Linked DNA regions of Homo sapiens: region 1 is linked to region 2. Evidence: chromatin contacts called from ENCODE Hi-C data. All regions are on one chromosome and are shown on one strand. Each heading gives the region's core, a stretch centred on a gene start or an enhancer-like site at or near the end of the contact. The rest is flanking DNA. Distances are from core to core; before and after follow the strand shown.

Evidence for each region. Hi-C counts contacts between places; a loop is a spot of excess contacts on that map. Pooled maps may share reads with other maps.
Region 1: a loop to region 2 is called in a map with no recorded cell type, with 11 times the contacts of the local background. The contact joins the promoter of GRIK2 here to the promoter of PRDM13 in region 2. A Hi-C loop is called at or near these places in 1 of 168 maps with a recorded cell type or tissue (naive thymus-derived CD4-positive, alpha-beta T cell), 12 of 37 single-sample maps with no recorded cell type and 10 of 50 pooled maps.

Annotation. Positions count from the first base shown.
Region 1 is chr6:101,392,276-101,395,076 of GRCh38, reverse strand. It overlaps GRIK2 (glutamate ionotropic receptor kainate type subunit 2), which reads right to left and starts at 1,369. Exons shown (of 17, transcript NM_021956.5): 1 at 1,240-1,369.
Region 2 is chr6:99,605,583-99,608,322 of GRCh38, reverse strand. It overlaps PRDM13 (PR/SET domain 13), which reads right to left and starts at 1,490. Exons shown (of 4, transcript NM_021620.4): 1 at 1,145-1,490. The coding sequence starts at 1,288.

The DNA.
Region 1 (2,801 bases), core at 120-2,619, 1.8 Mb before region 2:
CAGCAACATTCTGCTGCATTGATGATTAATGACATTTAGAGTTTTGATTAATTTTTAGACACTAAAATAAGTGTATCTTAATTAACAAATTGAAGTGGAATAAATTTACATATCCCAGAACTTTTTTTTTTAAATTTCAGCCTGTGTGATTTTCAATGGGTTTAAATAGGAGAAAACAAACAGATAAGACTTCCAAACATTGCTCAATTCTCTATCACCTTGCTCTTGTGCATTTCAATTTTTTGTTGTTTGTTTGACTCAAAAGTTTTTAAGGCCACTGGAAGTTGATAGGCTGCCTTGGTGGTTACAGGAATAGACTCTATAAAGTTAGAAAGTAATGAACTAAGACAAATCAAGATTGAAATACAATTGCATTTATTTCAGTAACTAAACTGACTAATTAAGACTCAAATGAACCAATCATCTCTCGTGAAATGAAAATAATCATCAATCCATAAGATAATTTCTGATGACAGAATACTTACAGTATGGAGATGAATAAACGATAGAAGATAATCTGTGCATTACCAAAAGGCTACTAATAGTAAGTTTTCTAATATTCCCCATTGCCTAAATTGGAAATTATTCTCTAAGGAGCCTCAGCTCGGTCGTGTTGTTTGGTAAAGAAACTCTATCTCCTTAAAGGTAAAAATATCAGAGGATGTGGTTCGTTAAAAGTTCTTGAGGTTTATGATCCACCCTGGTAACACTGCCCACTCCTTACCCTAATGGGACGCCCTCCAAGTTTTTTCAGAAGCTCTTAATACGGGTGCCGGTTAAAATAAATATACTTCCTCAGCGCAGAACTAAGGAGTAGGGTTAATGGAAGGATGGGTGGGCAGAAGGAGGGATGGGGAGTTCGTCAGACCCGCCGGCAGCCACACAGCTTCTTGCCATCTGTCTCATTCTCTTCGCCTCGCGTGAGTCCCCGTAGCTGAGGCCACTTCCTGACACGTCCACTTCTTAAATCATTTTATGTGGAGAACATAGGCGACTGCAGCCAACAGAGCCACTTGCATGCTTGACGGGAATTGGCTGAGATAAGCCCGACAAAGACTCGCAGTGAATCCGTCCAGCGGGCGCCCCGAGCGCACGGACGTCCGCAGCGCTACTGTTCGCCTTCTTCCTTCTCTCCAGGTGGAAAATGCCCCTCGCCCACCCGCAGTCCCTCCCGTCCTCTTGAAAACAAACACCTCGTGAAGGAGCCCGGAGTGCAGCCCACAGCCGGGGAGTCCTTACCTGGAGCTAGGGGTGAGGTGGGCGGGGAGGGGGTGGGGTGGTCCTCGGGGAGGAGCAGCCGGAGGAGGTCGGGCGGAAAAGTCCCCAGCTACCAGACCGACCAGCGCAGCCGCCGGCGCCGAGCGCGAGTGACGGCAGCGGCGAAGACGGTGACCGAGGAGCAGCAGCGGCGGCGGCGGCGGCAGAGACAGACACGCCTCCTGGCGGGGGTTCCTCGCCTCTTGCTTTAAAGGCGCCGCGCTCCTTTCCCCGTGGCCCCTGCACGCTCCTGGCCGCCGCGGCCACTCGGGGGCATCTCCCACCCCTGGACCACAGGAGCTAGAGCGAGAGAATTCCTGGTGTCCCTAGACTTGGATGTTACGAAGCCTCCGGCTGGACTTCGCTCCCTTAGCGCACACCCGCCTCCTGGGATGGGGAGACTAAGGCCAAGATGCTCTGTCAGGGAGTGAGTGATGCATGCAAAGCGCCGAGGAATTTGCCTAGCCTTGGGTGGTGACAACACATATAAGGAGCCCAAACACATTTGCTTCTGGGTGATGGCTTTTATGCCTCTCCGAAACCATAGCAACGAAACTTCTCCACTGCCAGGGCTTGGAGGGCTGCTGGTAGTCTCCAAAGTGGACCTCTTAGTCCAACTACGGTCATTTCCCTGAGGTTCGCAAAAAAAGATCTTGATCTGCGCACCCTCCCACCCCGACCTCCAGCGCATAGAGCAAATGCGCTCTGGTAGCGCTGCTGCGGGTATTCCCTCAGATGCTGGGAGTCACAGTGCCCTGCTCCCTGCCACCATTATTGAGAACAGATGCTTGGAAATTGACTTTTCCTGAGTGTTAGGAGGTCGGGCGGGCTGTCTCTGTGTATGTATGGCGCCTTAAATAGCAGACTCCCCTCTCCCCACCAAACTCCCGCCCAGGCCCCGGAACTCTCAACCTAAACACATTTCAGAAAGAAGTTGGATTCGAGATCTAGTGGGCGCCGAACCTGAGGTCGCAGACTCCAAGATTGGAGACAGGAGTCTGGGAAGCAGCCCTGGTTTGGCGGCCACTGGTCCAAGTTCTCGGGAGGACTCTTTTAAAGGCCAGAGATGGGGAGGGGCAACTGAGTCCCAGAGTCTTCCCGCAGCTTGGCTTCCAGGGAGGGGCTGGCGGCGGTGAGCGCACCAGGCTCTCCCTGCTTCACTGTGGAAACGATTAGCTTTTGCAAACAATCCCTGAGTTCCGCTCCTCTGGGTCGGAAAAGTCAACATCTATTCAAAACCGTTGCTATTTTATCCTCAGCCCTACAATATTAACTGGAGCTGAGTTTAGCAGTTTCCCCCAGAGGAAGTTGGCCAGCTCAGATTCGCGAGGAGATTTAAGTGAGGCTAAGCGGGAACAGGCCAGGCGCACTGGGCTCAAGAGACCATTTCAAACGGGCTGCATAAAGAAGGGGCCAGGGGGGATTCCACGGCTCTGCAGTCCCCTAGCAGTTCCAGTCCCTGGTGGTTCTCCACTATCTATCTAATTCCGAGGTCCGGGAATTAGAGAGGCTCTGAGTCCCCAGGGACCCGTTGTCTGAGCTGG
Region 2 (2,740 bases), core at 241-2,740:
AATTATCTCATGCCTCCTGTATTCTGTGTGCATCGCACCTAGTTGCCTGTGAGCCCTGCAGCTAAAGTCTCGGAACAAAGCCCAAGCGGGGAAAAGCTTGCCCGCAGCTGGCAGGCCATTTAAAAGCAATTAAAACGCGTTTAAAGAGGAATGCGCGGTGGGCACCAAACCCCGCTTTAGACTGTAGTGGGGGGCGTGATTGCAGGAGGAGCGAGGTGCAAGTCCCGCTGGCTGGACACCGGAGCTTTTTACTAGAAAGCTCCAAGCAAGGCAAGCTAAAGCCAAGGAAGCCAAAGTCCTTTCTTCTACCCCAGACTTCTGCCTTCATTTCCCGGTCGCTGTTTGCCGACCTTTGGCTCCTGGGACGCCCCCAAAGCGGGCGAGTGCTATAAGTCTCTCTGGTCAGGGGTCGCGACGGTGTGTGGAGTGTGGGAGTCAAAGCTAGTGGTTTGGCCCTGGCGCCTCCCGGTTGGGCCTCTGGACTCTCAGAGCCCCGCTGCAGACGCTCTGACCCTGTGCCCCGCGCGAATGGGCGCGCCTCGCCCTTGGAGCCCGCGTCAGAGCCAGTACCTTGCTCATCCTCTCTCCATATGCCGCATACCCACAAGCCGACATCGGCAAGGGAAAAAAAAATATCTGAGGAGGTTCTAGGAACTGAGAGCCTCCCAAAGATTTTTTTTTTCAGGAAAAAAAATTACTTTAAGGCGAAATTAGGCCTCAAATTAACATATTGAAGGGCAGAAGGGAAGAAAGGGTCTCGATGCCCTGAGCCCCCAGAAAGAGGGTGCTTTTGCAGAGAGAGCTGCGGACAGCGTGCGGGGGTGGGCTTCTGGCTTCTGACTGAGGAGACCCGAGAGCGCAGGGGAAAACACAAGCTGCGAATGGTCCCGGCACCTACAGCGCTCAGTGCACCCCACCCAGGGCTGTCGCCTCTCGGCCACATCCTCTCCTCTCAGCCCGACCCCGTCCAGCTCTCACAGTTAAAGAGGCTACTTGCTCAGAATAATAGGAGTCCCCTTCCACCCGGCAGAATTAGCAGGTAACGACTCAATCACTCCCTTCCTCCACTTTCTCTCGTACCCCTTTCCCGGGTCAGGGCACTGAGAGGCGAATGGCAGTGGGCAGAGGTCTGAATGGTCAATACCTTTTTCTTAGGCCCGGGCTCCCTGCGGTCTGACAGGTACTTGCCCAGCTTGAAGGTACCAGGCACCGGTCCGAGGCGCAAGCCGGCCGGGATGCAGCAGTCGGCACTCACGCTGGTGGCTGGCGCTCTGGCGGCTCCGTGCATTGTTGCCGCCGCCACCAGGCAGGCGCTCGGGTGCTCCAGGTCCTTGGAAGGGCGCGAGTGACAGAGCTGGAGCTGCGCGCTAGCCAGAGAGCCGCGCCCCGACGTGCGTCCTCCGCCCGCGGAGTGACGCGGGCGGGCATGCACTGCGCCTTTTCAATCGGGGCGGGAGCCTTTTGGCACCGCTAGCGCAAGGGCGCGGAGTTTGGTGAGAGAGTTGCGCTGCGAAGCAGCTGCAGAGTCCCACCCGAGAGGGTCACATGGAGTGGTTCCCTCAGCCCCCTGCATAATCGAGGCCGCTGAATGGCTAGCACACAATGGTCCAGGCGACCTTCCCATTCCTAAAAATCCAATTTGTCAAGGGCGAAGAAAAGGCACTGGTGAATCAAAGGTCCGGCGGGACCATTAATCCTCAGCATGGGGTATTGTCCTCCAGACAGTTACGATATTTTAAGTGACAAATCCACTGTATAATTTCTCCATAAATTTTACTTCCTTTTATTGTTCCCCGACAAACCAGTTTTGGGAAATAAGTGACTACTTTAAGTCTACTTGGCTGATTCCTTTGAGCCTTGATCTACTTCAAAGATTTTTAATTCTCTCCCCTTGGCTTTATTGTAAAGGAGATTAAACAAAGAGATGGAGACTGTTTGGAGGACTTGTTAACTACTATTGATTTCTGGCGTGTGCCATACAGAAATTAGGCAGGTACTTGATGGGAAAACACCAGAAAATACCTACACTTTTTAAATAACAACCATATTACCATTTCAGGGGATTGGGTTCAGGCCAGTCGTCTATTCAGAACCGCTTTAATTCTCACTTCTGTCCCATTTCGTCCGAAAATATGATGAAGCCTCCAGACCAAGTTGAGAAGGGGAGGTCAACTGCTCATCACTTTTCTCGGGCACACCCCGGGCCTGCACTTTCTCTGGAGAATGGGAAACAGCCCCAGAACCAACAGTTTCGAATGGGGATCCTGCGCCCCGGTCCGCAGCCCAGGGTTGAAGAGGAAGAAGTTCTACCAGTGGGTTATTGATCACGTCCCCTAGAAGATGTCCTTGGACTAACTTCCCTAAAACCAGCAACCTGGACTTTTCTATTAAAAAAAAAACAGTAAACAAAAACGAAAATCACCGCAATCTGTTAAAGGTTGTAGAGAAGAGGGGCGAGGTGGGCGTTTGGGACAACTCTTTCTTACACCTACTTTGTGAACTAACAAGACGTTGTACTTCAGAGTTAAACCGGAGAGCTACCCGTTTTCTTTTAGGGAAGCCTCCAATTGGCGTGAGAACATTTATTTTCATAAATAGTAGCCAAGTAATCAAGTTCATCAGATATTTGTGATTTCTGCCGGCACCTGCCGCGTGCTGCTAGTTCTGAGCACAGCTCCCCAAATCCTATGCAGCCAGCACCGGAGCCCGATGCAGTTCTTCCAAGAGAGGCCTGAGTGGT